7 separate regions of the Mus musculus genome follow, and all the other regions are linked to region 7. Evidence: chromatin loops called from intact Hi-C (ENCODE). Cell type or tissue: gastrocnemius. All regions are shown on one strand. Region 1 has its middle 15 kb from the start of Gm32949. Region 2 overlaps Plcl1 (phospholipase C-like 1). Region 3 has its middle 20 kb from the start of Boll. Region 4 holds the start of Boll (boule homolog, RNA binding protein). Region 5 holds the start of Mob4 (MOB family member 4, phocein). Region 6 overlaps Plcl1 (phospholipase C-like 1). Region 7 holds the start of Mars2 (methionine-tRNA synthetase 2 (mitochondrial)).

Region 1 (4,000 bases), 630 kb after region 7:
CAGGTAAGCTCGTGGTAAGGGACGGGAACTTTTACCTTCCTTCAATACCAGAATTCCATACTAGCTACTTGCAGACAGGGACCAGAGAGCTGAGGAGCTCAGGTGCTGGTGGTCCCCGGACCAGAGAGCAGCAGGGGACAGTACAGAGAATGCTTGGGGAGCAAAGGTTCCAGGCACAGGTTTTACCAGGTCACCCTTCTGGACTCTATACTACTGAGTGGGGCTTAAGGCAGAAGAAAAGCCAGAGGCAGTGTAATGGACAAATTTAATCAATAAAATATTTCTGAGGGAAAGAAAATTAAGCAGAGTCAGGTACCATGCTGAGGGATGTTGATGAGGTCAGCAAACTTCTTCAGACAGGCATACATAGGGCAGTGTTTAAAATGACTTCACTTTGTGACAGCTTATCATTTGTGTAAATGTGAGCTATGGCCCTACTAACACTTGCCACTGTCCTGCTTTGTGTAAGGCACCCATCAATGCATATATATATATATATATATATATATATATATATATATATATATATGTGTGTGTGTGTGTGTGTGTGTATGTATATATATATGTATATATATATATAATGATAATGATGTTATTTAAACATGACATTCAAGGGTGGGGAGATAGATCCTATAATTCATACAATTATATATGTGTGTGTGTGTGTGTGTGTGTGTGTGTGTGTGTGTGTGTGTGTAAATTTCTTTCTCCAAAATAATGCTATTTCCCTATCCCACCCATCTCAGTTTTTGACTTCTTCTGAGATCCAAGAGAAAGGAAGGCAGAACAAGAGAAGCAACCCAGGGAACGTTTGTATTTGTGGCAACAGGGAGCTAACAGTGGGATGCTTTTTTTTTTTCTTTTTCTTTCTTTTTTTTTTTTTAACATAGTTGCTTTAAAATTTTTCATTTCCATTCAGCTTTTTTTTTAATTAGGTATTTTCTTCATTACATTTCCAATGCTATTCCAAAAATCCCCCATACCCTCCCCCCCTACTCCCCTACCCACCCACTCCCACTTCTTGGCCCTGGCATTCCCCTGTACTGAGGCATATAAAGTTTGCAAGACCAATGGGCCTCTCTTTCCAATGATGGCCGACTAGGCCATCTTCTGCTACATATGCAGCTAGAGACAGGAGCTCTGGGGGGTACTGGTTAGTTCATATTGTTGTTCCACCTATAGGGTTGCAGACCCCTTCAGCTCCTTGGGTACTTTTTCTAGCTCCTCCATTGGGGGCTCTGTGATCCATCCAATAGCTGACTGTGAGCATCCACTTCTGTGTTTGCTAGGCCCTGGCATAGCCTCACAAGAGACAGCTATATCAGGGTACTTTCAGCAAAATCTTGCTATTGTATGCAATGGTGTCAGCGTTTGGAGGCTGATTATGGGATGGATCCCCGGGTATGGCAGTCTCTAGATGGTCCATCCTTTCGTCTCAGCTCCAAACTTTGTCTCTGTAACTCCTTCCATGGGTGTTTTGTTCCCAATTCTAAGAAGGGGCAAAGTGTCCACATTTGCAAAACACATGAAACTCAAGAAGAACGAAGTGGGATGCTTTTTAAAAAGCAGCTGTTACAACTAAGAACAGGTATAGACCGCCTTCCTCAAGGAAGCCAGTCCCTACCCCCCCTCAAGCAGGACAGGTGTGCTCAGGCAGCCAGAGTGACTGGCAGGCAGGCGGAGGACCAAGCCAAGTCTCACCTTTGCACAGGAGTCATCCTGTGAAGGCTAAGAGGGTACGACCAGTCCTCTGCTTAGCTCCCATTTGCTGTGCAGGTCTCTGCTATGTACCCCATTCTTCTTTTGACCAGTCAGTCCTGTGATTCTTTTCTTGGCCACTGGAAGTAATATACATTTTAGGCTAAAGTTAACAAGCAAGATATTTGTCTTGAATGCTGAAACCATGGTGAGAAAGGCAACATTTATTATACATTTTTCTTTTCCTTTTGAATTTCTGGGGATTATACACAAGAAAGTATAAGTCTACCTCCTCACCCTCTAATGTCATGTTTAAATAATAACAACAACAATAATAATTGCAAAAACAGCATGAAAATATAAACTACTGAAGTATACATCAGTATCTTGGTTTTGACAACAGACCAGCTATGCTCCATCAATGGTAATACAAAGATTCCTTACAATGACAAACAAAAGAAAGTTCAGAGAGACCAGGCAGAGCAGCACATTATTCCTGATGTGCTCAATCTTGGGATTCTATTGGAACAGCAGCTGCTCCAAGCGGTAGCTGGTGTCCTGTGCTGGGGATATTCTGTGGTGGGTTAGTGCTGCCATCTAGCGGCCATATTGCAGCATTCGCCCTCATCTCTTTCCAAGACTCTTGAAGTGTGATTAAATCTAAATAGATCGAAGGTCAAGAGACAGGTTGCAGAAGCTCCCAGATAAACAAGATTTTCGATCTATGCTTACGTTTAACCTGCTAGTTCATGTTTTATTGAAAAAAAAAAAAAACAAAAAACACAATGGAGTCCTGTGTTCAAGGACTCATGCTGGCTGTGGTGTGTGCCATGGAGAAGCATGGCAGAGTCTTTGTCCCAGAAGAGGCTTTAGAGTCTGGGAGGGTGGAACTTTTTGCCTCATCCTGCTTCCCTCAGTGTCACAACTAAAAATAGGAGCCTGGAGAGAGGTGTAGGGAGGTAGCAGTTTGTCTCAGATCCCACTATTTTCGCAATGATATCCAGCTGTGAGGGCTCTCCACCCACAGTGTCCTGAGATCCAGCTGTGAGGGCTCTCCCAGCTGTGAGGGCTCTCTATTTGTACTTCTTCTTACCTTACAGGAATTTTGTCCTTAACATGCAGAGACAAGTATCAGAGAGACGCTCCTCTACCTCTATCCTGTAGGGGGCAGTAGAAGGATCATTAAGGAGTGGGTTGCGGAAGAGGCCTAGGAATATCACAAGGTTCAATTGGTTCTGCTAAGCAGCCTGCTCTGTGAGTACCACAGCCAAGGTAATAGAAAATGTACGCAAGGCATCTATACTAACGATAAAGAACCAAAACTAAAAAGACAAGATCAATATCTTAGGCTGTGAGCTTGTAGCAACCACTGATTCTTGCCGTGAGCTGCATCCCGCCTAGCATTTGACAAAGCCCTGCTAGCAGAGGTGGGTCTCTGAAGGCTGACCGGAATTTCATAGTCACTTTGAGGCTAGCCAGAGTTCTCTGCCTGCTGATCCTGAGACTGTACACCAAGAGAAATTCTGAAGGTTGCTTTAGTCAGCTAGTTGTCAGGGGATACAAAAAAGTAGCCAAACCCCCATCCTCAGTGCTTGTGAGAGCTGGATTGGTGTCATGACCTGTTCTTGCTGAGCCCTGAGCCTTTCTTTTATGAAAGAAACCCGTCTCAGGTTTTCTGCTCCACAAGTAAGGAACTGATGTCAGTGAATGGTACTCATACATTGCCTTATGATCTTCCAAATGCCTAATTTATCTACTACTTAAAGTTTACCAAGAGGGCTATACCCTGATTTCTTATTTTTCTGATTTACTCTATATATTTACCTATTCTCCAGTCTGTATTGCTAAGATCCATCTTGGCCATCTTACTGCATACAACATAAAAGGAGATGTGTCTGTAAGTCAGCAGAAGATAGAAGAATTAGGCTGTATAGACCCAGCACACTTGGGTGGGAAGGGGCTCACTAGGTTAGTGAGGGTCTTCAGACATGGGCATGACTATTGACTGAATGTCTATTGTAACCAAGCCTTTCATGGTCCTAGGTTCATATATCGATTTTAATGTTTGAGATTTACTATCATACATACAAATAAGATTTCTTTTCACCTTCCTGTAGTTGAGGACCTAATCATTGTTTTATCATGGTTGTTTATTGATCTTGGTTGATAGTATCATTAAAAGCTAGTATTCGTGTGTGTGTGTGTGTGTGTGTGTGTGTGTGTGTGTATGGGGGAGCATGTGTGTGCACATGTGTATTATCAAAAAGGTTTAGATCCTAGGTGATGAGGAGGTCAGCCTGAT
Region 2 (4,000 bases), 500 kb after region 7:
GCAAAAAGAGGAAACTTGGAACTGTTAATTCCTTAGAGAGTGAGGATGGGCATACCTACCTAAACAACTGCTTCTGTCAGCAGGACCCGGTGTGAATCTCACCTCCATCTGGCCTTCAGAAAGGTGAATGAGGCTTGCTCTTGAAATAGAAGCAGATCTCCTTTTCTTTTAGTATTCTACACGTTGAGGTTTTGCATTTTGAGTCTGCTCCTTATATGTGTTCCTACTGAAGAATTCTTTCTGTTTTCCCAGTTCCATAAAATGAATGCCGTGGACACAGACGCCTTGGAGATTTTCACTTTAACATGCATTGAATGTGGATGCAGTGCGGGCCAATCTGCATGTGCTCCAAGCACAAGAAAAAAAAAAAAAAAAAAAAAAAACTAAAGCAAACCAAGGAAAGAGTAAATGAGTGTGAACTACAGAGCTGACTGTGGTGGCCTAATGCCCTTGAAATGAGCATCGTTTATGAAAAGGTGTGCTCAGAACCACAGCTTAGGAAAATGCTGCATGTGGAGTGTGGCTGTTTGCTCTACTGCCTCTCAGGGTCGCCCTTGGAAGGGAGCTTGTCCAGATCCACTGATTTCTTGTCAGTGCCGAGATGTCCCCTGGAAGGTGCCAGCCTGGCTGTTTGAGTAAGTGACTGGGGAGAGTTAGAGTGGCCCAGGGGGTCCCACCTGAGACTGTTTAGGATGCTCTGTCGACGTTCACTTAGGCAGCACTGCAAACATGGCACTGTGGAATGTGTACAACGTTCATAAAGGCTGTTTTCTAGGAGTGCGTACAGCTTCCTGAATCTCTGGGTAGCAGTTATAGAATCCTGTAGAGGGAGGTGTGCGTACGGCCTTAAATTTGTTTCTAGAAAGGTGGTTGCTTCTTGCTGAGTAATTTTGTTTAATGGTTGTTTATGCTCTTTTCTCCTGGTAGTTTCCATTTTCACTATGTGCTCCAAGTATGGCTGTCCCTCTGAGGTTTTGACTCCTTGTCATATCTCTCTGAATACTCACTTCCTTTGGTTCTGCCTTACAACTTCTTCATGGTCCAGTCCCAAACAAGTCCTCAAAAAATTATATCTGTGATTATACATTTTCAGAAATCAAGGAAAGGTAAGAGAGTAAGAGATCAAACATTTTGCTGTCCTTGACCATGCGGACAGGCCTGTGGCATCTCTACTGTATCCTGGTCTTGTTCTCTTTCTTGGCTTATAAACCTGAGTTGCTATCATTCATTTTGCACTATTAGCAAATGAAAAATATGGAAACATTTCCTGAGGTAACTGACAGATAAGAAAACTGGTTTTAACTAGTATTGGAAAAAAAGTACTGTGTGTGCGCGCATGCGTGCGTGCATGCGTGAGTGTGTATGTGTGTGTGTGCGCGCGCGCGTGCGCTGCATAATGGTGGAAAATAAGCAGCAGTGGATGGTGGGCTTTTGGAGATGTTTGATTGACAGTTTCAGTGTTTACTAGAACTGTTTTCCACCTGAAGTCTGTGAACAGCATGTTTACCTAGAATGGCAGTGTTGACTTACGCAGGTCAGTGACACATCGTTGTATTTGACAACTTGGGAAGCTATCAGAATTTATTTGCAGCTCTACATGGAAGCAGAGGAATGGACCAAATGGCTTCCCAAGGATGTTTCTAATCCCTGGAGCCCAAGATGCACTGGCTCTACCCAAGCCCAGAACAGGGGTGCCCCCTCCTGGCCGATGTGAGAATTTCTCATTGTATGGTGCTAGACATGCATGGAGCATAGGAAATCTCTGCTTTTACTTTTAACTTTAGGTAGATTTATGCATACTCAAGCTAATCTGACTTATATTTTCATTTCTTGAGTAGACTTTCCATGTCACAGAGATAAGGGGCTCTGAAGTAAGGAGAAAGAACATTAGGGTACTGGGATAAGCCAAGTTTGAGAAATAAGCCTCAAGTTTAGGCTTGTCTCTCTCCCACTTCATAGTTTGCCCTGTTTCCTTTCACAATTCATGGTTTAATTATTCATTGTTCAGCTTAACTGACTTTATACGTAGATTTCTTATACACATAAAAGACCTTTAGAAATGAATGTGGCCCCTCCGGCATTCTTCCTCTCTGTCCTCACCCACATCCAAACTTCTTGACAAAGTTGCTTAGACATGCAGAGTTCACCTCCTTACCTCCCACTCATCCTTAGCCAACTTTCATCTGTCTTCTCCCCCGCCACTCCATTAAATCATTTTCCCAAGGTCATCAGAACCTTGTTGTGAAATACTGTGAACACTTCTCGGCTTTTCTCTTACTTGATTGGTTGTGAGTGTCTCCCTCCTGCTCCTGGTTCACGCTGCTCCTGTCTCCTTACTGCATCTCTGGACTTTCTCCCAGAAGCCTTTGCAGATCCTTCCCTCCTGCTAAATTTTGGTGTTCCTCTGAGTTAGAGGTAGGCTCTCTCTCTCTTTCCTTCTCTCCCTTTCCTTCTCTCTTCCCCCTCTGTTTCTCTCTTTCTCACTCTCTCCTCTCCCTCTATATTTCTCTGTCTCTTTTTCTTCCCCTCTCTGTCTCCCTCTGTCTCTCTGCCTGTCTCTTTCTCTCCTTATCCCCCTCTCTGTCTCTTTGTCTCTCCCTCCTCCTCTCCCCCTCTCTGTCTCACTGTCTGTCTCTGTCTCTCCTCTCCCTCTCTGTCTCTCCCTCTTTGTCTCTCTATCCCTCTACCGTCTCTCTACCTCTCTCATCTCCCTCTCTCTCTCTTTCTCTCCCCCTTTCTCTGTATCTGTGTCCCTGTTGTTTGTCTGTCTCTCTCTGTCTCTTTCTATCTCTCTCTGTTTCTCTCTGTGTCTCTGTCTCTGCCTCTCTCTGTATGTCTAGAGATGGTTTTGATTCCTTTCTGTTCTGTCAGCTCGCAGGCCTCTCTTGTAGTGGTTGTCTCTGCTTATCTTTGGATGATGCTCACTCCTACATACTTCATCTGTCCCACCACATGAAAGTATCCACACTACAGCCAAGCCAGAGCATCTCCTGTCTGCTCTAGTGACTCCTGTCAGATTCCTACCTCAAAATAATGAAACTGAGATTCTGGGAGGGAGATCTTTTTTCTGATCCATGCTCTTTTGGATCAGCCTCCGGGTCATCTCGCTAAGAGCCTTTTCTTCTCTCAGCCCTCACCGCCACGGCTGTCTTTCCTTACCATGTGTTTTTTAATTCTCCTCTTTCGTATATGCTTCTGCCCCTTTTATAGCACAGCAGATGGGGCTACTTTTCTAAACATAAAAAAATGGCATGACCACTTTCCAGCCGTGGCTTCCTTAAGCCCTTCCTGCAGCTCCCAAAATCCCTCTGCACAAGCCTGTGGCTGCTCTTCCCCACCCCCCCCCCTTTCCAGGTCTCCTCTCATCATTTATTCCAGGTTCTTCCTACTCTGAACTTGTTCTCCTTCTTTAATGGCATGGGGATGTGATGCAGTCTGTCCTTGACGCCTCAACAGCCTTCCTTTGAGCTGGGGAGATGGCTCAGCCAGGAAAGTGCTTAGAAGTGTGAGGATCTGTAAAAAGCCAGGCTGGGAGGTGGGCACCTCTAATCCCAGCACTAAGGAGACAAGAGAATTCCTAGAGCTTGTTGGTGCCAGTTTAGCCAGATAAGTGAGAGTTACTTTTGCACAATGTGTGTGTGTGTGTGTGTGTGTGTGTGTGTGTGTGTGTACGTGCACGCTTCCCTGAGCTCCGGCTGTCATATACCACCACATCTTCAGGATTCCTTCACTGGTGTCTCCCTTTTCCTGTCCCTTTGCATTCCGACAGGTGTGCTTGCTCTGAGTTCCCACATGATCCTGTTCTTCCTCACGTAATTACTTCCGTCTCTCCTTCCCTATTCGGTAGTCTTTCCTGCTTCACGCAGTTACATGGATTTTAACACAGCGCGTTTGAACCAAGCTCTAATTAATGAATAAACCTTTAGAACGTTAGGTGAACTCAAAGAAGCTCTCATTAAATCCCATGTTTCCCCGCAAAGGGAAGCCAGCGGCATTCCTA
Region 3 (4,000 bases), 140 kb after region 7:
CCTCTCAATCTGAAGAGAGTTGAAGCTGGAGACACCGATTGCTTTTATCAAACCTTCATCGACTAGCTGTTGTATAGCCAACTGTCACTAGGAATCATATTTCCAGTGGGAAAGAGTAGGGCCCAGGCTTGAAGCCCGTGGGCCAGTGAGTAAGACAGAGATCCAGCTAGTCCCGCTGCAGGTCGCTCAGTATCTTCTGGCAGGCTCCTTTCACCATGCTCTTGTCGTGGAACGTGCACCACAGCACGATGACGGTGAAGAGGTCCTGGCGAGTCACCACCTTCTCCTTGAGCTTCTCCTGGAGGACCACTCCCACCTCCTTCTCATTCTGGTGCCCCTGAGAGCAGTCAATGTGGCGTGGCGATACCCTACGCAACCTTCACAGCCTCAGTCACTGGCCAGAAGGGGACTTTCAGGTGCCCAGGCCCAGGGTAGGCATCTTTGCGCCGTTGTTGAGTTACAGATGGCTAGCCGTGATTGCGGCACGCTATACACCGGGACCCGCAAATGTGCGATTCTGTGGGTTTTCTTGTGGTGTCTTTGTCTCGTTTGGTTTCTAGGATAGTCCTCCTCCTCTTCTGAAGGATTCCTCAAGCTTTGCCTAATGTTTGGCTGTGGGTTTCTACATCTGTTTCCATCAGTTGCTGGAGGAATCCTCTCTTCTTTAGACACCAATCTATGAGTACAGCAGAATATCATTCGACAGCGATTTCTTTTTCTTCTTTTCTTTTCTCTTTGGTAACGCGGCTCACAAGGAGTTACCGAACTATGAGTCCAGCCCTGGAGCCGGGAGGGGCCTGTGAGAAAAGAACAAAGAGCCAGAGCTATCAATTTTTTTAACTTAATTCCCCACTGCTAATCAGCAGGTGTTAATCGCCAGACGCCAGCAGTTTCTGGCCTTAGACTAGAGAAGAGTTTAAAAAGGTAAATATTAGAGAAAGTACGCAACTTTTTCCAGGCAAAACTGAGTTTTGCCCCTGAAAGCCTACCATTGCTACTTTTCTCAGCACATGGTGCAGAGCTTGTTCCAGACTCTGGCTTTGCAGCTGAGCTTGAAATCAGGGTGGTGACACCTCTGGAAGCCTTTTTTATTGCACAGGATTGTTTTATCTATCCTGAGGTTTTTGTTTTTCCACATGAAGTTGAACATTGTGCTTTCAAGGTCTGTAAAGAATTGTGTTGGGATTTTGCTGAGGACAGCATTGAATCTGTAGATTGCTTTGGTAATACGGTTATTTTTACTATCTTAATCCTACTGAATTATGAGCCTGGGAGATCTTTCCATCTTCTCGTATCTTCTCCCTAAAAGTTTCTTTCTTTTATTTTTAATTTAAAAAATTAAATTGAAAAATATTTGAAATTGAGAGAGCAGACGGCCGAAGGTGAAATAAATCCAATTGCACAAAAAAAAAATGAAGAAAATCGTATTATAGATGAGTAATAATAAAAAAAGAAAGCTTTTTAAAAAAAACTAAAATAAATTTAAAATCACGTTAAACATATAACAAAACAAACGTTAAGGGTAAGAAAGAAATTTAATGGCAAAGTAGAGGTCAGTTCTCTCTGGGTCATCTAAAACTGAAATTTGCCAGGCGCCAGGCAGAGGGGATGATGGGTTTGGAGTGTCTTGGTTTTCCCCCTGTTGAGGTTGGGCCAGGCAGGGATCCCTTGTCTGCTTGGCCTTACGAACCTCCCTTCTTGTGCACCAGCACCCTCTGCTGGCCAGCCAGGCTCTCGCTTGCTCTGGAGACTTCCCAGTTTGTGTTAACTTCATTGTAAAAGTGCTTGGTTTTGAATTGCCTAGGAATCACGCCTGTGGGCTGAAGAGCCTTGGAAAACAAAAGCCAGCTATAGAAACAGGCAGCAGCCCACCCTCAACGCAAATTCCCTGGTGGAAGAAAGGAAGCGAATGTCGCACCCACACAGCAAGCCAGGAGGCCCCAATACAAAGAGAATTAGGAATCTAAGACATGGGAAGCCGCAGATCCCATAAACCCCAAGCCCAGTTGAGGGCTGCAGGGCAACCATAAAGCCTCCTATGTTCAAATCAGTGTTGGAAAAGCAACCCATTTCTTTGATAAAATGTATAAAGCAGAAATTACATGCATCCAAAAGTTATGTATGCAATTGTCAAGTTTTTATAGCATGGAAACCTTGTAGACTTTAATTCTGGGATGCTTCTGTTTTATGCTTTTTTTTTTCCAATTTTTTTATTAGGTATTTTCTTCATTTACATTTCGTTTTTTTTGTTTTGTTTTTTCATTAACAAGTTTTTCATTTATTATTCATTAACAATAATTTGATATAGAAAAGCAGGAAATATGAGCTTAGCTCTGTGTGCTCAACCAGGCATTTGTTCAGTATTTGAAATCAGAAGTTCCCAAACCCACTGTTGCTTTTTTTTTTTTTTACCTTTTCCTTCATTTATTTATTTTTTTAAAACATTTTTATTAGGTATTTTATTCATTTATATTTCCAATGCTATCCCAAAAGTCCCCCAAACCCTCCCCCCTATTCCCCTACCCACCCACTCCCACTTCTTGACACTGGCGTTCCCCTGTACTGAAGCATATAAAGTTTGCAAGACCAATGGGCCTCTCTTTCCAATGATGGCTGACCAGGCCATCTTCTGCTACATATGCAGCTAGAGACACGAGCTCTGGGGGGTACTGCTGAGTTCATATTGTTGTTCCACCTATAGGGTTGCAGACCCCTTTAGCTCCTTGGGTACTTTCTCTAGCTCCTCCATTGAGAGCCATGTGTTCCATCCAATAGCTGACTGTGAGCATCCACTTCTGTGTTTGCTAGGCCCCGGCACAGCCTTCCAAGAGACAGCTATATCTGGGTCCTTTCAGCAAAATCTTGCTGGCATATGCAATAGTGTCTGTGTGTGGAGGCTGATTATGGGATGGATCCCCAGGTGCGGCAGTCTCTAGATGGTCCATCCTTTCGTCTCAGCTCCAAAATTTGTCTCTGTAACTCCTTCCATGGGTGTTTTGTTCACAATTCTAAGAAGGGGCAAAGTGTCCACACTTTGGTCTTCCTTCTTCTTGAATTTCATGTGTTTTGCAAATTGTATCTTGGGTATTCTAAGTTTCTGGGTTAATATCCACTTATCAGTGAGTCCATATCATGTGAGTTCTTTTGTGATTGAGTTACCTCACTCAGGATGATACTGTCCAGATTCATCAATTTGCCTAGGAATTTCATAAATTAATTGTTTTTAATAGCTGAGCAGTACTCCATTGTGTAAATGTACCACATTTTCTGTATCCATTCCTCTGTTGAGGGACATCTGGGTTCTTTCCAGCTTCTGGCTATTATTTTCTTTTCCTTTTTTTTTATTAGGTATTTTCCTCATTTACATTTTCAATGCTATCCCAAAGGTCTCCCATACCCACCCCCCCAATCTCCTACCCACCCACTGCCCCTTTTTGGCCCTGGTGTTCCCCTGTACTGGGGCATATAAAGTTTGCAAGTCCAATGGGCCTCTCTTTGCAGTGATGACCGACTAGGCCATCTTTTGATACATATGCAGCTAAGGACAAGAGCTCCCGGGTACTGGTTAGTTCATATTGTTGTTCCACCTATAGGGTTGCAGTTCCCTTTAGCTCCTTGGGTAATTTCTCTAGCTCCTCCATAAGGGGCCGTGTGACCCATCCAATAGCTGACTGTGATCATCCACTTCTGTGTTTGCTAGGCCCCGGCATAGTCTCACAAGAAAGAGCTATATCTGGGTCCTTTCAGCAAAATCTTGCTAGTGTATGCAATGGTGTCAGCATTTGGAAGCTGATTATGGGATGGATCCCTGCATATGGCAATCACTAGATGGTCCATCCTTTCGTCACAGCTCCAAATTTTGTCTCTGTAACTCCTTCTATGGGTGTTTTGTTCCCATTTCTAAGAAAGGGTAGAGTGTCCACACTTTGGTCTTCGTTCTTCTTGAATTTCATGCGTTTGGCAAGTTGTATCTTATATCTTGGGTATCCTAAGTTTCTGG
Region 4 (4,000 bases), 120 kb after region 7:
TCTCTTGTTAACAGAACATCAGCATTAGACAAGGTCACTGTAATTATAATGGAGCAAGATAAAAAAAATTCTTTAATCGTGTCTAAATACCTATAAAAACAAAAGCACTGTCTAAACCACAAGAACTACCAAACATTGCTTAATCCTGGATATTCTGAGCAACTGTTCTCCTTTACCAATCTTACTTTTAAAGCAATAATACACACAACCACAGAAACATTCCCGTTTCCTTACAATACGCATTTCAGGTAAAGCCCTTCTACCTGGAATTCTAAAAGTCTCAAGCCCATTTTGTATAAATTGTGTTCTTAACACCTGAGAGGCCCCATGGTGTACTTTCTTCCTTTGACCAATGACTTCACAGACAACTCAATTACAAATGTGTCTGTGGGCTATAGAATGAGTTCCCAGACAGCCAAGGCTACATAGAGAAACCCTGTCTTGTAAAAAACAAAACAACAAAAAAACCCAAAACAAATTGGTATATATCCATTATGTTTATACTTCTAATTTAGAAGGCTGAACATATCAATATCAGTGCCAATTTATTTCTAGTATAGAATTTGTTAAATAATGATGTCTTCACAAAATTCTGTAAAAACAAAGGAGTTCAATGGAAGTACTAGTTTGTTTTCAAGTTTAAGTAAGAAGACTCCATTTTCCTGTGAGAGGTGGATGAAATCAGTCCCAAGTGAAGAGACCTCAAACACTGAGAAAATGATTTTAAAACAACCAAATCACTTCAGTCCCTGTTTTTAAGGCTCCAGTGTGGATGTTATGGCTTTCTTTCTTATTTTCTAAGATACCACATATATACCTGTAATATATTACTATGCTGTAATATTCATGAAGACAGGATGCTTGCCTATTTTTTTTTTAACTCACTGCGACATGCAAAACAGAAACATCGCATAGCAAGTGTTCAGTGCCTATCTATCTGTTGACTGTATAAACCAGGTTTCAGGAGAGACCTGCTTGGTACTTGGTCAACATTTGGGTAAGGACCGAAGTATCAGTAACATTCTAGAACCCATTTTATGGTTAGAGGCAACAAGGCTCTGACAGAGGTAACATCAAGTTCCTTCGAGGTTAGCACTGAATTTGAGGAGAGGGAACCTCCCACTGTCAACCATTTGAAAGCATGGAGCTAGGAGGCTGCCTGCTCCAGGATCCTTAGTCTGGACCCTCTGCTTCCCCGTAAAGCTCGACCACCAACGAGTTTCTTAAGATGCTCTTCCAAGGTAACATGGCCCTAGTGCCGTCTCCTCTGAGGCTTAACCTCGACCTCGAGATGGATCATCTTTGCAAAGACAAAGGAAGAGGTGGGCTAACCGTCGCAGTCACCGCCTCGGTGCTCCTTCCCCTCGGAGGCCAGCAGGCTGAGGCGATGGGGCAAATGGCCGGATTGACAACGTCCTCGGGTTCTCTCGGGTCATCGTGGACCGGGACACCGACACGAGGGTCTCCCCCCTCCCCACCAAAGTGCGGGAGGGAAAAGAAGGCCAGCCAGCGAGAAATTTTGTCAGGCAAACCCGCCAGCAGCGGTGGCGGGAACCCTCAACGGCACCTACCACGCGCTGGCCGCCTCGTGCAAGGCGGGGCCGCGGCCTTGCGTGGGCGCATGCTGATTGGCTGGCGGCCGGGCACGGGGCGGGGCGCGGCACGTTACCAGGCTGCACTGGGAGGGCGGGGGCGGTGGGGGCCCCTAGGCCCCAGCCGGGCCCAGGCCTGACAGGGCAGCGCGCGTAGCTCAGGCCTTCCCGGGCTCAGGCCTTGCCCCGGGTCGGGGCGTCGACGACGGCCGCGCAACTCGTGCCCGCGAGAACGTGTCCTGAAAAGGGCGAGCCGTCGAGGGCGCCGCCGTCCGGGCGGGAACACTTGAGGGCGGCCGCTCGCTAGGCATGTTTGGCCGATGGCCGTTTCCCCCGAGCTGCCCGTCCGCCCCACCGAGGGCCAGCGCCGCCTCCCCCACCCCCAGCGCCCCTTCTCACACAGCCCGAGGGGCCGCTCTCCTCAGCGGGGCTGCCCGCTGCCCTCCCGCGGCGCGTTCCTTCCCAACCCCACAGCAAGGCTTTCGACTCCAAAGTCCACTCTTTCCAGCCCGTCCGAAGCCGGGCCGCGCAGAGTCCGGCCGGCCCTCAGCACTCACCGCCCGGGACTCGGTCTCCATCTTTCTAATCTCCGGAGTTCGCGGGAAGCTCAAGTTGGAAGGCGCGTTCGCAGGAAGCGAGCCGGCGCGTCTCCCGTCGGGGACTCGCTCCCCCTGGCGGCGACGGCGGCGGCTGCAGTGGCGCAGTCTCCGAGCCGGGCGAGCTGCCCTGTGGGGGCGGGGGAGGCGGGCTGCGCGGCGGCGGTGGCGGTGGCGCTGTGCGCAAGTCCCGGGGCCGCCGGGGCGGCGGCACGGACGGCGCGCACCGCGACTGCCAGCGGCGGCAGGACGGACGGCTGGACGGACGGACGCGAGCACTGCGAGCGGAGGGGAACGCGCCGCGGAAGGCAAGAGCGGCGAGCCTTCCCTGCCCTGGAGGGCCGACCTCTAGGGTCTACTACAGAGAGTGGCCTCTGGGGACTTCCGAAAGCTGGCTCGAAGACAGGAAGACAAGTTCCCACGTGCAAACTCTGCTCCCCCTTCCGGGCGCCACACACAGAAGCAGCGGACGCCTCTGCTCTCAGCACCTGTCGCTGTCGCTGTCACTCATCCCTGCCAGGGAGGGCGGGGCAGCGCAGTTCAGGCCCCTGGTAGGCTAGCTGCCCTGCGCTCCTGGCTAATAATGCATATTTCATCTCAGCACTTGGGAGGCAGAGTAGGAGGATTTCTGAGTTCAGGGTCAGCTTGGTCTATATACCGAGTTCAAGGATAGTTAGTTTAAGGGCTACACAGTGAGACCTTGTCTCCCTCCCTCCCTCCCTCCCTCCCTCCCTCCCTCCCTCCCTCCCTCTCTCCCTCCCACCCCCACTCTCCCATAAAAGAACAAACAAGCAAATAAAATAAAAGTAGGAGAGAGCCTAAGGGAAGGGAACCAGCTTCATTAGACTTGGCCCCATAGCTTTGGGAACTCCGTTCAAAGACTCCTTTGCAAGGACTTTTTAAAAAGTGCCTGAGAGCCTACCTTCTCTCTTAAGTAGTATGTAATTTCTGTTAGATAAATTCATGTAATAAGGACTGTCATTATTATAAGCAACTATCCATCATACACATATCTTGTTTCCGGTGCAGTGCTTTATGGTCATTTCTACTGTAAATAGGTGGCTAAATACTTGGGTCAAAGTCTAAAGCTGTAGCTTTAACCCTAGCGCTCTGCAACCCCGATTCTTCATCTCAATGGGCTGGCTTTTAAGGGCTTTAAGCCATCAGATCAGTATCAGCAACTGTAAAAAGTTACATAACTTGTCCTCAGAGTAAGCAGCAACAATATTAATGTTAATATGTCCAAAGGTTAGTTATCAAGAATAAATATCCAAAAGCTTAGTTATTTACCAAAAATAAGATGGGAAACAATTTTTGTTAATTGTAGAAGCATCCTAGCAGTTGGAATACTTTTCTGCATACAATTTAAACTCATTTTCTCAGGTTTGAGTTTCTGTGGAAAAGGAATAATACACAGATGTGTATTCAGATTTAAGTACATATTCTAGAATTGATTTTTGGGCATTCTATCCCTCCAGTTGTAACTAAGGATTTGATTATTATTTGATTAGTGCTCTTTTCTTCTGAAGTCTTTTTCTTTCCTACTAGAATAGTTACTTTTGAAGGGAGCATCTTCTAAAAAGGCCACTTGTCACAGGAAATACTTGGTCTGACATAATGAACAAACTTGAGGGAACAGTGACTGTGTTAGGGAAGATAGCTACACTCCTCAGTTCAGCTCCTCTTTTACTTCTTATCCAAAAGGAACTTAAAAAATACTTGGCTGAATCACACAAAATTATATTGGATCAACTTAGTAGACAGTACAGTTCTTATGCTCATAATGGGATATGCTGCTGGAAGGCAAAGTTC
Region 5 (4,000 bases), 110 kb before region 7:
GGGGACAGTCACTCTCCTGGTCACAAGAGAAAGGAGATACCTAGTCCCCGTTCTAATCGTCACCGCTCCTCCAGGTCTCCGTAATCTGGATTCCACTACACCTCATACTCTGGAGACATGAGTATTCCTCATTTTTCCCAGAAGAATCATGGAAGGAGTCTTTGTATGCCTTCCCTTGAATCTTGGCAGCATCTTGAGGGGAGAGCTTCCTCCCCCACCCACCCTTTTTTTGTTGTTGTTCCTGTGAAATGTTGATCTCTGTGAGTTTTTCCTGGTTCTTGTGTTTTGGGGGTTGGAGTGGGAGGGAGGGAGTTTAGGGAGGGAGGGGCACAGCTCAGGGCATCTAGGCCTCAGATTGTGATGATGCAGGGAGTTAGCTCCCTAAATTCTTGGGTGACTGATGGTTTGACTTGGTAAGTTGTGATCTTTCCTGAAAGAGGAAGGAGCTGAAGTTGGTTGGCCCTGCTGTACCCCCTGACAAGGTTGTGAGACCCTCTTCCCCCCCAACTTTGTTTAAGGCATTTTGGTTTTTTAAAATCTGTACAGTAAAAGCAACTTTTTCTGTAAAATAAAAATGAGAAATGCAAAAAAAAAAAAAAATTTCTTTCCAGGAAAAACTGATAATCTTTTTTTAAGTAAACTGATTGTTAGACAATGTACACAGATAATATAATGCATTTTAAATACTCTCTCACTATGTCAGGTGGTATCATATAAGGGCTTTTGAATATATTTCTTAATAATTCATTTTTTTGTATTTTATGCTCTTTTACTACGCTTAATTCCCAAAGAATATTTTGTATGTTTTGAAACAATTTAGTATTCAACATTAGACATAGGATCCTCAGTTATGGATAGTATTAAATATTCATTAATATTTTTAGGGTATGAAAGGATATGAATATAAAAGTTGAACAATTTTGTGTATTATTTGATTCTCAAAATACTTCATATTCTTAATATGTTTGATGCATAAAATGCATTTAAATAATAAAAAAATTAAGAAAAAAAAAAGAATTTGTGAATCCTGTCCTTCTAGAGGTTTGGTTCGAGCAACCAAATGAAGCAGCTCACAACTGCTTGTAACTCTAGCTCCAGGGGATCTTGACACTCTACACTGGCTTCCAAGGACAGCTGTATGCATACACATGTCATATGCATTCAGACACATTGCTCCTCTGTTGCTACGACAAAGCAATGACCAACACCAACTTAGGAGAGGAAAAGGTTTATTTCCTATTACACTTCTAGGTAACAATTCGTCACTGAGGAAGGGCTGGGCAGGAACTTAAGGTGGGAACCTGGAGGGAAGAACTGAAGCAGAGGCCATGAATGAACAGTGCTTACTGGCCACTGGTCTGTTTCCCAGGGTTTGTCAGTTTGCCCAGGGGTGGTATTACCCACAGTGGGCTGAGCCCCCCACATCAGTAATTAATAATGATAGGGCTCCCTAGGCATATCCATAGGCCAATCTGAATAAGGGAATTCCTCCGTTCATTCTTACTATTGTTGTTGTTTAAGGATAAGGTCTCACTACATACTCCTGGCTGGCCTTGAACTCTCTTTGTAGACCAGGCATACTCTGAACTCACAGAGATCAGCCTGTATCTGCCTCCTGAGTGCTGGGATTAAAGGCGCCACTCTGCCCCGCCGCAGCTCTTATGTTGGAACACTTGGTGTTCAGCTTGAGATTCGATTTGGAGGTTGTGTAATTCTAACCATGGCCCAGCTCTGAGAAGTGGCTCACTTTGGGCGGGTCTTGATGCAGATACCAGCTTCTGCCTCCAGCTTAAGACCTCTGTTTCTGAACCCCATGCTCTTGAAGTTATAAAGAGCACTTACCCAGTGTCCACAACTTCCTCACCAGGTGTCCCATGGTACTATAAACCAAAACAAACTTTTCTTGTTTGGAAAAAAAAAAGATTCTGGTAAAAATGCTGTGTTTTTTTTCTTATTTTGGGAAAGATTGAGAGAAGATTTAAGTCTTGCTCTGTAGCCCTGCCTGGCCTGGAACTCTCTATGTAGCCCATGCTGGCTTTGAATTCTAAACAATTCTTTTAACTGTTTTGCTTATTTACTTGCTTATTTATTTAATGTGTGTAAGCTTTTTACCTGCATGCGCCCAAGGGATTCAGAAAAAGGTGTGGGATCACCTGGGTTGGATTACACATGAACCCCTAAGCCTGGCCGGGCATGCCGTGTACTCCGTTGGTCCCAGCACTCAAAACAAATCTCTTAAATTCAAGGAACATCAGGGAGACGCTGTCTCCAAAAAAAGAAAACACAAAACCAAAACAACAACAAAAGAAAACACACAAAAAACATCACACTTAAAAACACGAGAAACTTGGAATTTTGTTAAGATACAGAATTCATAAAAGCCATCAAGGGCTATTCATTTCCTCCTGCTTCCGACTTGCAAAAATGTGAGTTTATTTTAACTCTAACACACAATAACAGATGTGCGCTTTCTATCTCATGATGGGCATTTTTTTTTTTAATTTAGCATTGAGTCTTTTATCTACGGAAACCAACTTGTCATTGAAAGAGTCCTTGGCTTTTCAGTAAGAGGACCCTAGAAGCAAGATTTATCAGTACCTCCTGTCTTCCCTTTAACCGACCCAGCCAATCTGATTCTAGATTGGGTTAATCCATGAAGATTCTATAAAAATTTACCAGATTATCTGGGGTGGAGAATTATGTTCTCATTTCGCTTTTCTGAGATGGTCACTATTGTGCAAACTGCCCTTCCAGTCTATAGACAGCTGAAGGACAAACACCCACAAGTGACGCAGGCTTGGGTCACCTGCACCACAGACCTTGGAAGCGGCTCTCTACCCCAGCTTCCGGTCGCATCTTCCTTTTCGGCCTCGGCGGAGCTCCGCCGGCTGTTCATTCTGTGCTCCTCCCTCCGCCGGAGCCGCGGGCTCGGCACTCTTCCCATGGTGCTCCGCGCGGGCGGCGGCTGTTCCGCAGGCTGCCGCCCCTCCCCGCCGCCGCAGCGCTGAGCCCCGCCGTGCCCCGCCCCCCGCGCAAGCTGCCGGCCCCCACATCCGGGTACCGACGCCAGCCGCCCAGACTCTGGCACTATGGTCATGGCGGAGGGGACGGCAGTGCTGAGGCGGAACAGGCCAGGCACCAAGGCGCAGGTATCGTCCCTACGGCTTTCCTGTCACAGAGTTGGCGGGGCCGAGCCGGGGCTCTCCTGCTGGCGGGACTCCGTCTAGGAGAGGCCAGGGCGAGCGGGTGGGGGCCGTGGCCGCGGTGGCTGGCCTGCGCTTCCGGAGCCGCGGCCCCGGAGGCAGCCGAGCCGGCGCCGGCCGCCCTGGAGGCCTGCTAGACGCAGGACCCCGCTGTGTTCGCCGAGGCCCGGGGCTGACGCTTGTCACCAGCGGCTGCTGCTGCGCTGCCTGCTGTGAGTGGCAGCTGACGGCGCCCGGGTGTGGGGTGGGCCAGCTGGGGACCAGGGGGCTGTCCCCGCGTCGGGACCGCCGGCGTCGAGGGCTGTAAACACTGCCCACCTCACCGGGAGCAAGCTTGGCCGGTGACGTACCTGCCGGTCGGCTCCATCCAGTTGGTCTAGCCGGATGCAGGTGGCACTAGTTTGCGTTATCCTCCTGTTGTTTGTCTTTGCCACCACTCCCTTCGGCTTCCCTGCAGCTGTTCTCTGGTCCAGCAAGTTTTCGGCACCAGGTTGTGACTTGTTACATGTCATTCCTTGCGTATATTCATGCTAATGCGCGTGGACAATAGTCGGAATGAACTGATTATATACATCAAAATAATAGTAGGGCACTATGGGGAGTAAATTGGTGCTTCTTAGGACTTGCAAACCAGGGATGCTTCACAGTAAAAAAGAACAGAAAAGAACGGAAAAGACCCCCCCCCCAAAAAAAAAAACCACCCACGTTGACATTCAAACTTGATAGGATTAATCAGCCTTTGGAAATGGGTTGAGTCGTTGAGTAGAAGTTCTAAAATCAAAAGAGATATGTTTAAA
Region 6 (4,000 bases), 500 kb after region 7:
TCTGCCCCCTATTCCTCAATGTTCTCTGAGCCTTAGGAGCAGGAGATGTATTGGAGATGCTTCAATTGCATCTGGGCACTCCAAAGTCGGAGGTTTTCTGCATTTTTGACTAGTTGTGGCTTTCTGGAAAAGTCTCTGTCTACTTAGAAAAGAATGCTGTTTGATGAGAGATGAGAGCTACACTAACCTGTGGGCGTAAGGATAAATGTTCAGAGTGCAGTTAGACCTTATACTTGTTTTGGAAGGAGGCAGTAGTAGGTTCCCTTTGAAATCTGTGGCCTCAGCAGCCAAGGGTGCTTGGCTAGATTTATAGTTCCAGATGTGATTTCCCACCTATTGACTGCCTTATGTCCAATCAATTAGCTGTTGGTTACAGCCAAGATAAAAGTGCCACTATCATCCCTCTAGGGAACTCTTGCTGTTCCGGTCACTGTCATCATGCATAGGCATCGCAGTTGGATCGGCCTGTTAGATGTTTTCTTCAATCTGTAGTTTACATAGTACCTCTCAGTACCATCAAGCCAGTCCTCACAGAGGGACTTTCTGGTGAGGGATTCTAGTTCCTCTGAATCCTGTGTATAAAGTCTGCGGTGTCCTCAGCAATAGGGCTTTCTGGGAGGTGACCAAGAGCGAACGGCAATTGTCTATATGGCTTTTGGAGTTTCTTGGACTCCCTGGAGAAATACTCAAAAGGATGATTCTCTTGCTTGGTACTGGGGTTTTTGTTAGTCTGTGATTTTTTTGAGGGTAACATTATGACCCCAAGAGACATAACTTCCTTTAAATTATGCACATATATTTACATATATTTAATATAGGCATATGTTTATGTGCATTGTGTTAATTTTACATAGATATAAAATTATATGATTCCATATGACTTTTAAAAGACCCTTACTGTGTGTTCTCAGGAGTATACTGATGAAGCTAAAGAAGAGGGCCATGTTGCTTTGCTTATTACAGATCCATGGCTGCAGAAAGAATCATGAAGGCTTGTCGGATAGAGTTCCTGATTTTCTACTGCAGTAATTGAAAGTTCCTCTTACTTTTTTCTTTGTTTTCTTAGTTCACACATCAAGTTCTAAGGACTATCAGCTGCTGTCATGTCAAAGTGCCGAATGTGAGCGTCCTACACCTCACCCCCCACTGGCTTCATTTTCACAGCAATCTATTCTGGGAAGAAATCTGAGGCCCAAATAGAAAGAAGGATTAGGGAGGCATTGGCATGACACAGAACCCAGTAGGTTTTGTGAATGTATGGTGGGTTGTTTTTTTTTCAGGGATATATATTTATAAAGTTGATTTAAAAATAAAAAGGTAAGAGTGATGGTATTTGACATTTAAACGAGATGTTTTGACACATGCATATGAGTTAGTGGTGTGAATTCCATAAAGTCAGCAGGAGTGAGGGTAGAAATGTGAGTCTCTTCAGAGATGCCACTCACACACTCACTTGCGGCTGTGACCTTGCTGGTCAGTATCTGTCACTTCTGTTCACCGAGTCCTCAGGATGGAGACATTCTCTTCAAAGATGTTAGTGCTATGTGACCTTTGATTTGGTCTCTGGATGAAAAAATAACAGTGTGAAAATTTTTATGGGACACTTAGGCTAATTCAATGTGTGCTGGGTAGCAGATGTTAGCACTGAATGGATATTAAGATTCATTCATCCATATTTATTAATAGAGGTATTGTGTTTGTATATAGATATGTAGAGTGGTGTAAACATAGTAGTGATCAATGAATTATCAAACCAGCATGACCCTAAATAAACAACCAAACCGTAAAATTTCTAGACTCCCACTTTTAGCATACACACATGTGTGCTATAGCAGTTTGTGTTGGGGGTGACCTGAGTGTGAGATCTGTAACCTGCATGAGTCTCAGACTTGTGGAGAATGGGAATAGACCTTTCCTTGCAGTAGCCATTGCTTTGGTGTCTAAGCAAATGCTCTGGTGGATTTGAGAAGCAGAATAAATAGTCATAACAGAGCAGGTCTCCAATCGGCCATGGATGTGGAAATGAAGTTGGCCATAGACTCAGCCTGAGGAATGGGAGGATCAGAACACTCACCAGGAGCTGGACCAGCCTCACTCTCTGGGTGGATCGTGTCTTGGCACATCTTCCTGGCAACCCTTCCCTCCAATTTACACAGAACTGGGACTCAGGCCAGCAGTAACGGATGCTTTCCAGTTCTGGGAATAGGCCTGGGGTACATGTGCTTACATTCAGTCTACTTAAACATAAGTTGTAGAGACTAAAGAATGGCTATCCCTGGAGAGAAGGCATTTCTAGACCAGAACTAGGGCTGTAGGATGCCAACACTGGAAAGGGGAGTGGAAGGTGTCTTTGGAGTTGTACAATATAGAGCAGGTGTCACAAAAATCAGTTTGCTTTTGAAAGCTATGGCACAGAGCTGGCCTGAAGCAGCACCTTGGTCAGGGGCTGTTGGTTTTACGTCTTCTTTTTAGTCTAGCACTTTTGCAAAATGACTTTTTGAGGATCAGCCAAGTAACTAATAATTGGAGTCATGTAATCAGATCCTTCTTTAAAAGAAGCCTTACACAGAAGGTATCATATTGCATTTTAAAAATATATTCTTCTAATAATAGTAAGGACCTTTCCAGCTTTTGCTAGCTCTGGCCTTTGGCATTCTACATCTTTCAAGTTGTTGTGAGTGAGTCTTTGGTGATGATAATGGTTTTCAGTTACTAGAGGTAAGGCTTCTACAGGTCTTTCCAGGTTATTCTAGGTCTTCCTGAGATGTCATACAGCAACCATCAAGGTTGTATGAGCTTAGATTTCAAGGTTATTTTTGCAGTTGGTAGGTCATCCTTAGATAGTGGAAATTTTCAACAATGCTATTTTTTTAAAAAAAATTTATTTGAAATGCAGTTAGTTTCATTAGTGTGAAGAGGTGGATATCAACCTCTTCCCTTTTCTTATTAGGTCCGTTAACATAGAGAAGAAGACCATGAGCAGGAGTGAGAGCAGGGAGGAGGGAATCGACAGGCCATGCCTTCTCTTGTCCTGTTGAATGGTTCTTTTATCAGAATGGTAGCAAGGATTATCGGGACACCAGGATCCTCCAGGGAATAGAAATTCCTAAGGCTTTCAGAATCATGTTTTTAAGTTAGCTTAGGGTGTTCTATTATTCAGCTCACTGGCGTTGAAGCAATTTTGTTGACATTTTCTGTAAGTGGATTAGGCTTGCAGTCATTGCCCACAGCAGACAGATGGCCTTTCAAACACTGCTCCCTTGAAGGGAACCCAAAGTGGGGAATCTACAGAACTATAACAGGTCTGTCATCCAAGATGATGTTCACCACTAACTCCTTTTTCTGACAGACAAGTTCAGTTCATTCTTACTTTCTCCTGCTTTAAAAGAAATAGCTGTTTAAACTCCCCTCTAGTATTCCTGAGTTAACATCTTTTAAAATCTATATTTCATCTCTGCTACACCAGACCCAGTCGGGGAAGTGGCCCCTAAGGCCCCTTTCCTGGATTCTCACATGCCAACTGGCCTTTAAGTTTTATCTTTCTGCTTTTCTATCATGGCAATTCTCCTCCCTTTTCTCTCTTACCCTCCCTCCCCCAATCTAAAAGTCCCACCCTGTCTCCCCGCCCAGCCATTGGCTGTACTGCAATTCTTTATTTTCAATGGAAGGCAGCTGGGAGCAGGGACCCTCAGGTCTGGAAGTGCGGCTTTGGGGAGCTGAAATAAGACAAAGCATTAGAACCAATTCCCAACATTGAAGTGATAAGATAATCGGTTACTAGGTGTGAGAGAGGGTCACTGAACCGAGGGATCCCCAGTTAAACTTCCACATTAGTGCAGGTTTTATTCTTGGGAACGGCTTATCCCAACCTTCCCTAAATCCTGTGTGTCACTGCCAAGATAGCTTCAAGGTTCATTGTTCTCGGAGTTCCAATTCTTCTCAAATTGTGTGAACTGCCTCTTGATGACCAACTTTCATGGGAGGTAATTTGGGCTCATTG
Region 7 (4,000 bases):
GGCGGGGGAGTTGCGGGCGGGGCCGCAGGAGTCAACGCTTGCCGTTCATTGGCTTCCGCGCCGGAAGCGGCGGTACCGTCCAGCTGCGCACGCGCCCTTTCCCGTGCTCGGGAACACCGCCTCCAGTGCTGGGGCCGGCTGTCACCATGCTGCGGCAGTGTGCTCGCTGGGTGTTGACGCGCACCCGGTTCGGCCGCGGCTGTCGCCGCTACGGTTCGTGCTCGCCGAGCGCTAGTGGCGACGCCGGGGAAGCGCGGGCCTACTTCACCACACCTATCTTCTACGTGAACGCCGCGCCGCACATCGGGCACCTGTACTCGGCGCTACTGGCCGACGCCCTGTGCCGCCACCGTCGTCTCCGAGTTCCCGGCTCTGCGTCCACGCGGTTTTCCACCGGCACGGATGAGCACGGCCTGAAGATCCAGCAGGCGGCAGCCACCGCCGGCTTGGCCCCGATCGAGCTGTGCGATCGAGTGTCTGCCCAGTTTTTGCAGCTTTTCCGGGAGGCTGACATCTCTTCCACGGACTTCATCCGCACCACGGAGGCTCGGCACCGAGTAGCGGTGCAGCATTTCTGGGGTGTGCTGGAGGCCCGGGGTCTGCTTTACAAAGGGATCTATGAAGGGTGGTATTGTGCCTCGGATGAGTGCTTCTTGCCGGAGGCCAAGGTTACTCGGCAGGTGGGTCCGTCCGGGGATCCCTGTCCCGTGTCTCTCGAGAGCGGACATCCTGTCTCCTGGACGAAGGAAGAAAATTACATTTTCAAGCTTTCTCAGTTTCGAGAACCACTCCAGCGGTGGCTTGGAAACAATCCTCAGGCAATCACACCGGAACCGTTCCACCAGGCAGTTCTTCAGTGGCTGGAGGAGGAGCTGCCCGACTTGTCCGTTTCTCGAAGGAGTAGCCATCTGCACTGGGGCATACCAGTTCCCGGGGACGACTCGCAGACCATCTACGTGTGGCTGGATGCCCTGGTCAACTACCTCACTGTAGTTGGCTACCCAGATGCAGATTTCAAGTCTTGGTGGCCAGCCACCTCTCATATCATAGGTAAGGACATTCTCAAATTTCATGCTATTTATTGGCCTGCCCTTCTCCTAGGGGCAGGATTGAGGCCACCACATCGCATCTATGTCCACTCGCACTGGACGGTGAGTGGCCAAAAAATGTCCAAAAGCTTGGGCAACGTGGTGGATCCCAGGACTTGCCTTGATCGCTATACTGTGGATGGCTTTCGCTACTTTCTCCTTCGGCAGGGCGTTCCCAATTGGGACTGCGATTACTATGATGAAAAGGTGGTTAAATTGCTGGACTCCGAGCTGGCAGATGCCTTAGGAGGGCTTTTAAACCGGTGCACTGCCTACAGAATAAATCCTTCTGGAACCTACCCATCTTTCTGTGCTGCCTGTTTCCCCAGTGAGCCAGGGTTAACGGGGCCGTCAGTTCGTGTGCAGGCAGAAGACTATGCGCTTGTAACTGCAGTGGCCACTTTACCCAAACTGGTAGCGGGCTATTATAATGACTTTCAGATCTATAAGGCTCTGGAGGCGGTATCCAGCTGTGTTCGGCAAACTAATGGTTTCGTCCAAAGGCACGCACCATGGAAATTGAACTGGGAGAGCCCTGAGGATGCTCCCTGGCTGGGTACCGTGCTTCACGTAGCCTTGGAGTGCTTGCGAGTGTTTGGAACTTTGCTTCAGCCTGTTACTCCAAACTTAGCAGATAAACTGCTGTCAAGACTGGGAGTCTCTACCACAGAGAGAGGCCTTGGAGAGCTCTACTTCCTACCTCGATTCTATGGACACCCATGCCCCTTTGAGGGGAGAAAGTTGGGACCTGACACTGGGCTTTTGTTTCCTAGACTGGACCAATCTAGGACTCGGCTAGTGAAAGCCCACAGGACCTAGGAACTCAGCTCTTACTGACTGGTAGTAAAAGATCAAATGTATTCTTTTTGCGTTTTTAAGTAAAGTCATGCTTAAAGAGTATGTATCAAATGAGCACATAAACTATGTCCTTATGAACAGAACGATTCAGGTCTCTCTAACCCAGTCCTTTTCATTTCTCAGTGCCATTAATCACTGTTCTTGCTCACCAATGTCTCCAAGAGAAGGATGGAAGATGCTGACACTTCCTTCTCATTGCACCTTCTCCCAACCCAGGGTCAGGGCTTCTGCTCCCCAGGCTAATTTAACACAGCCCCTTCTTCAACTAAATCTAGGGTTGGAAGTCCCTGCTCTGTTTTTACATGTCAGCCCTACTTTGTTAAACAGAGTCTCCTGTTAAAGAGGTTTTTTTTTTTTTGAACTTTAGGAACTAGTGTCCTAGACTTTTACCCATGTCAACCCAGCAGTTGTGCTTTGTAATACTACACTCCATCCAGTAGATGGCTCTGCTCGCACACATTGAGCTCCTTGAGAGTGTCCTTTCAGAAGACAGAATTATTTTCAGCTGTTTAATTCACAGAATTTTAGAATTGTACTGTTCTTAAAGGATAACTTTGGAAACACTGATATTTTTACAACAGAAGGACACTAGAATTCTAATTTTAAAACTATTAAAGTGACATGTACAATAGGATATAAGTAAATATGACAGGTTTATATTAAAAAACTAAAAAGCTCTTGAGGTACACTGTACTACAGATAATAGTAACAGTTACATGTTCATCTATAAAGCCCTCAAAAGGGTTGTATTCTTTATATTATTTCTTATCCACATACATAATTTACCTCATGATTATTTTTGGTCAACCAGGATACATAATATAGGAAAGATATAATATTGTAATTAGTGAATTTATGTCAAAATAGTTTTTGTTGATTACTCTCTTTGAGACAAGCTTTCACTATGTAATTTGTTATCATCAGTCTCTTGCTTCCACTTTTCAGGTGTTGGGATTACAGGGTATGCCACCATGCCTGCCTTTTAACTTATTAAAGTGTGGTTCTAAGTACCTTCTTTACAGCTGTTTGGTTACACTCATTGACAGTAATGTTGCAGGGAGAAAATGATCAGTGTTCAGAACTGTCTGGGATTCAGGGCTCTCTCCAAGGCTCCAGAGAAGATGTTACAGTAACAATTAGTGCAGTGATTAGATAGTCAGCCTTATGTTTCAAATTAACGGGACAGCTAGGCCACAGTTTAAAATGAGCTTGCTTTGGAACATACATTTTAAGTATGGTATTAAGGAAAAAGAGCTCACTATGGAGTAAATAATTGTGCTGGAAGTTTCTCCAGGCTTACTCTAAAGTGCCACTTTTCATCTCTAGTTTCTACTAATTATCAAAGTGACAGATTGTAGGTTGCTAGGGAGCACAGCATGGTAAGGTGAAGGACCATTTCCACAAGCTTTCCTTTGGACTCCTTATATCATTTTGTGCCTTAGATCATCCCAGGTCTCAATATGGCATTCTCTACTTACCTGCTGAGACTAGTAGGATAAACTACTGAGGTATAGGGCAGTCTCGGGACTGTGTAGTGATGCAAGGTGGTGTTTCTCAGAAAGTTAGACATCTGGAAAAGTAGTGAGATTCTAACCTCTCCTTTGGTGAGCTCTTACTGCAGTGTTTTAGTTTGCCATGGACCTAGTGTCTTCCATAGGCGAGCCTCATGTCCCTGTGGAGATTTGCTTGCTGTTTGAGTTTTTGCAGCTTGTTATCTGTGAAGGCATTTAACTAGCTGCTATTAGACATGAGATGGGAGTCCAGAAAAGAGATCACTTAATTCTAGTAGCCAGGGCATTCAGAGTGGAGGAGTGTGGTAAATTGGATCCTCTTTCTGTGGTGATAAGGTCAGACAGATTTCTGTAATAGGCAAGAAGGTCAGACAAATAGTCTTTTGGCATTTGTGTTTGGTTTGACATAGCAGTTCAGAATTGCCAAGCAGAGAGTTACATTTACCTGGAGGGATTGCGCTTCCAAGGTAAGGGATGGTGTGTGTGTGTGTGTGTGTGTGTGTGTGTGTGTGCTTAATGTGGAGGTTTGTAAGATTCCCTATT

What was found. A loop is a pair of places that touch in the nucleus more often than their neighbours do. Peaks named below come from ENCODE experiments on the same cell type or tissue, not always from the same donor. Only the 100,000 strongest peaks of a DNase experiment are listed, where the experiment ranks them.
Region 1: a loop joins it to region 7, with 4 times the contacts of the local background. A loop is called at or near these places in 13 of 42 quality-filtered maps.
Region 2: it touches region 7 in a loop (2.5-fold over the local background); 9 of 42 quality-filtered maps call a loop at or near these places.
Region 3: it touches region 7 in a loop (16-fold over the local background); 28 of 42 quality-filtered maps call a loop at or near these places.
Region 4: it touches region 7 in a loop (3-fold over the local background); 13 of 42 quality-filtered maps call a loop at or near these places.
Region 5: a loop joins it to region 7, with 3 times the contacts of the local background. A loop is called at or near these places in 8 of 42 quality-filtered maps.
Region 6: it touches region 7 in a loop (2.6-fold over the local background); 9 of 42 quality-filtered maps call a loop at or near these places.

What each region holds. Positions count from the first base shown.
Region 1 is chr1:55,872,076-55,876,075 of GRCm38, forward strand. No RefSeq gene overlaps it. Among named protein-coding and RNA genes, the nearest start is that of Gm32949, 15 kb to the right of the region's middle. In gastrocnemius, CTCF peaks have their summits at 2,291 (motif pointing left) and 2,843 (motif pointing right); DNase peaks (open chromatin) are centred at 2,282 and 2,686.
Region 2 is chr1:55,734,869-55,738,868 of GRCm38, forward strand. All of the region lies in intron 5 of Plcl1 (phospholipase C-like 1), which reads left to right. Among named protein-coding and RNA genes, the nearest start is that of Gm32949, 150 kb to the right of the region's middle. In gastrocnemius, a CTCF peak has its summit at 1,697 (motif pointing left); a DNase peak (open chromatin) is centred at 1,696; H3K27ac peaks cover 161 bases.
Region 3 is chr1:55,381,616-55,385,615 of GRCm38, forward strand. It overlaps the pseudogene Gm8531. Among named protein-coding and RNA genes, the nearest start is that of Boll, 20 kb to the left of the region's middle. In gastrocnemius, a CTCF peak has its summit at 1,716 (motif pointing left); a DNase peak (open chromatin) is centred at 1,708.
Region 4 is chr1:55,361,150-55,365,149 of GRCm38, forward strand. It overlaps Boll (boule homolog, RNA binding protein), which reads right to left and starts at 2,604. Exons shown (of 11, transcript NM_001368767.1): 1 at 2,150-2,604. The coding sequence starts at 2,170. In gastrocnemius, a CTCF peak has its summit at 2,257 (motif pointing left); DNase peaks (open chromatin) are centred at 1,550, 2,279 and 2,640; H3K4me3 peaks cover 913 bases.
Region 5 is chr1:55,128,211-55,132,210 of GRCm38, forward strand. It overlaps Mob4 (MOB family member 4, phocein), which reads left to right and starts at 3,035. Exons shown (of 8, transcript NM_025283.3): 1 at 3,035-3,149. The coding sequence starts at 3,090. It also overlaps the pseudogene Gm16581. In gastrocnemius, no CTCF peak of the experiment used is centred here; DNase peaks (open chromatin) are centred at 2,160, 2,993 and 3,357; H3K4me3 peaks cover 2,002 bases; H3K27ac peaks cover 2,481 bases.
Region 6 is chr1:55,739,957-55,743,956 of GRCm38, forward strand. All of the region lies in intron 5 of Plcl1 (phospholipase C-like 1), which reads left to right. Among named protein-coding and RNA genes, the nearest start is that of Gm32949, 150 kb to the right of the region's middle. In gastrocnemius, no CTCF peak of the experiment used is centred here; DNase peaks (open chromatin) are centred at 2,143 and 3,234; H3K27ac peaks cover 3,521 bases.
Region 7 is chr1:55,237,094-55,241,093 of GRCm38, forward strand. It overlaps Mars2 (methionine-tRNA synthetase 2 (mitochondrial)), which reads left to right and starts at 84. Exons shown (of 1, transcript NM_175439.3): 1 at 84-2,965. The coding sequence starts at 147. The coding sequence ends at 1,907. In gastrocnemius, CTCF peaks have their summits at 145 and 2,379 (motif pointing right); DNase peaks (open chromatin) are centred at 70, 854, 1,573 and 2,384; H3K4me3 peaks cover 2,461 bases; H3K27ac peaks cover 1,848 bases.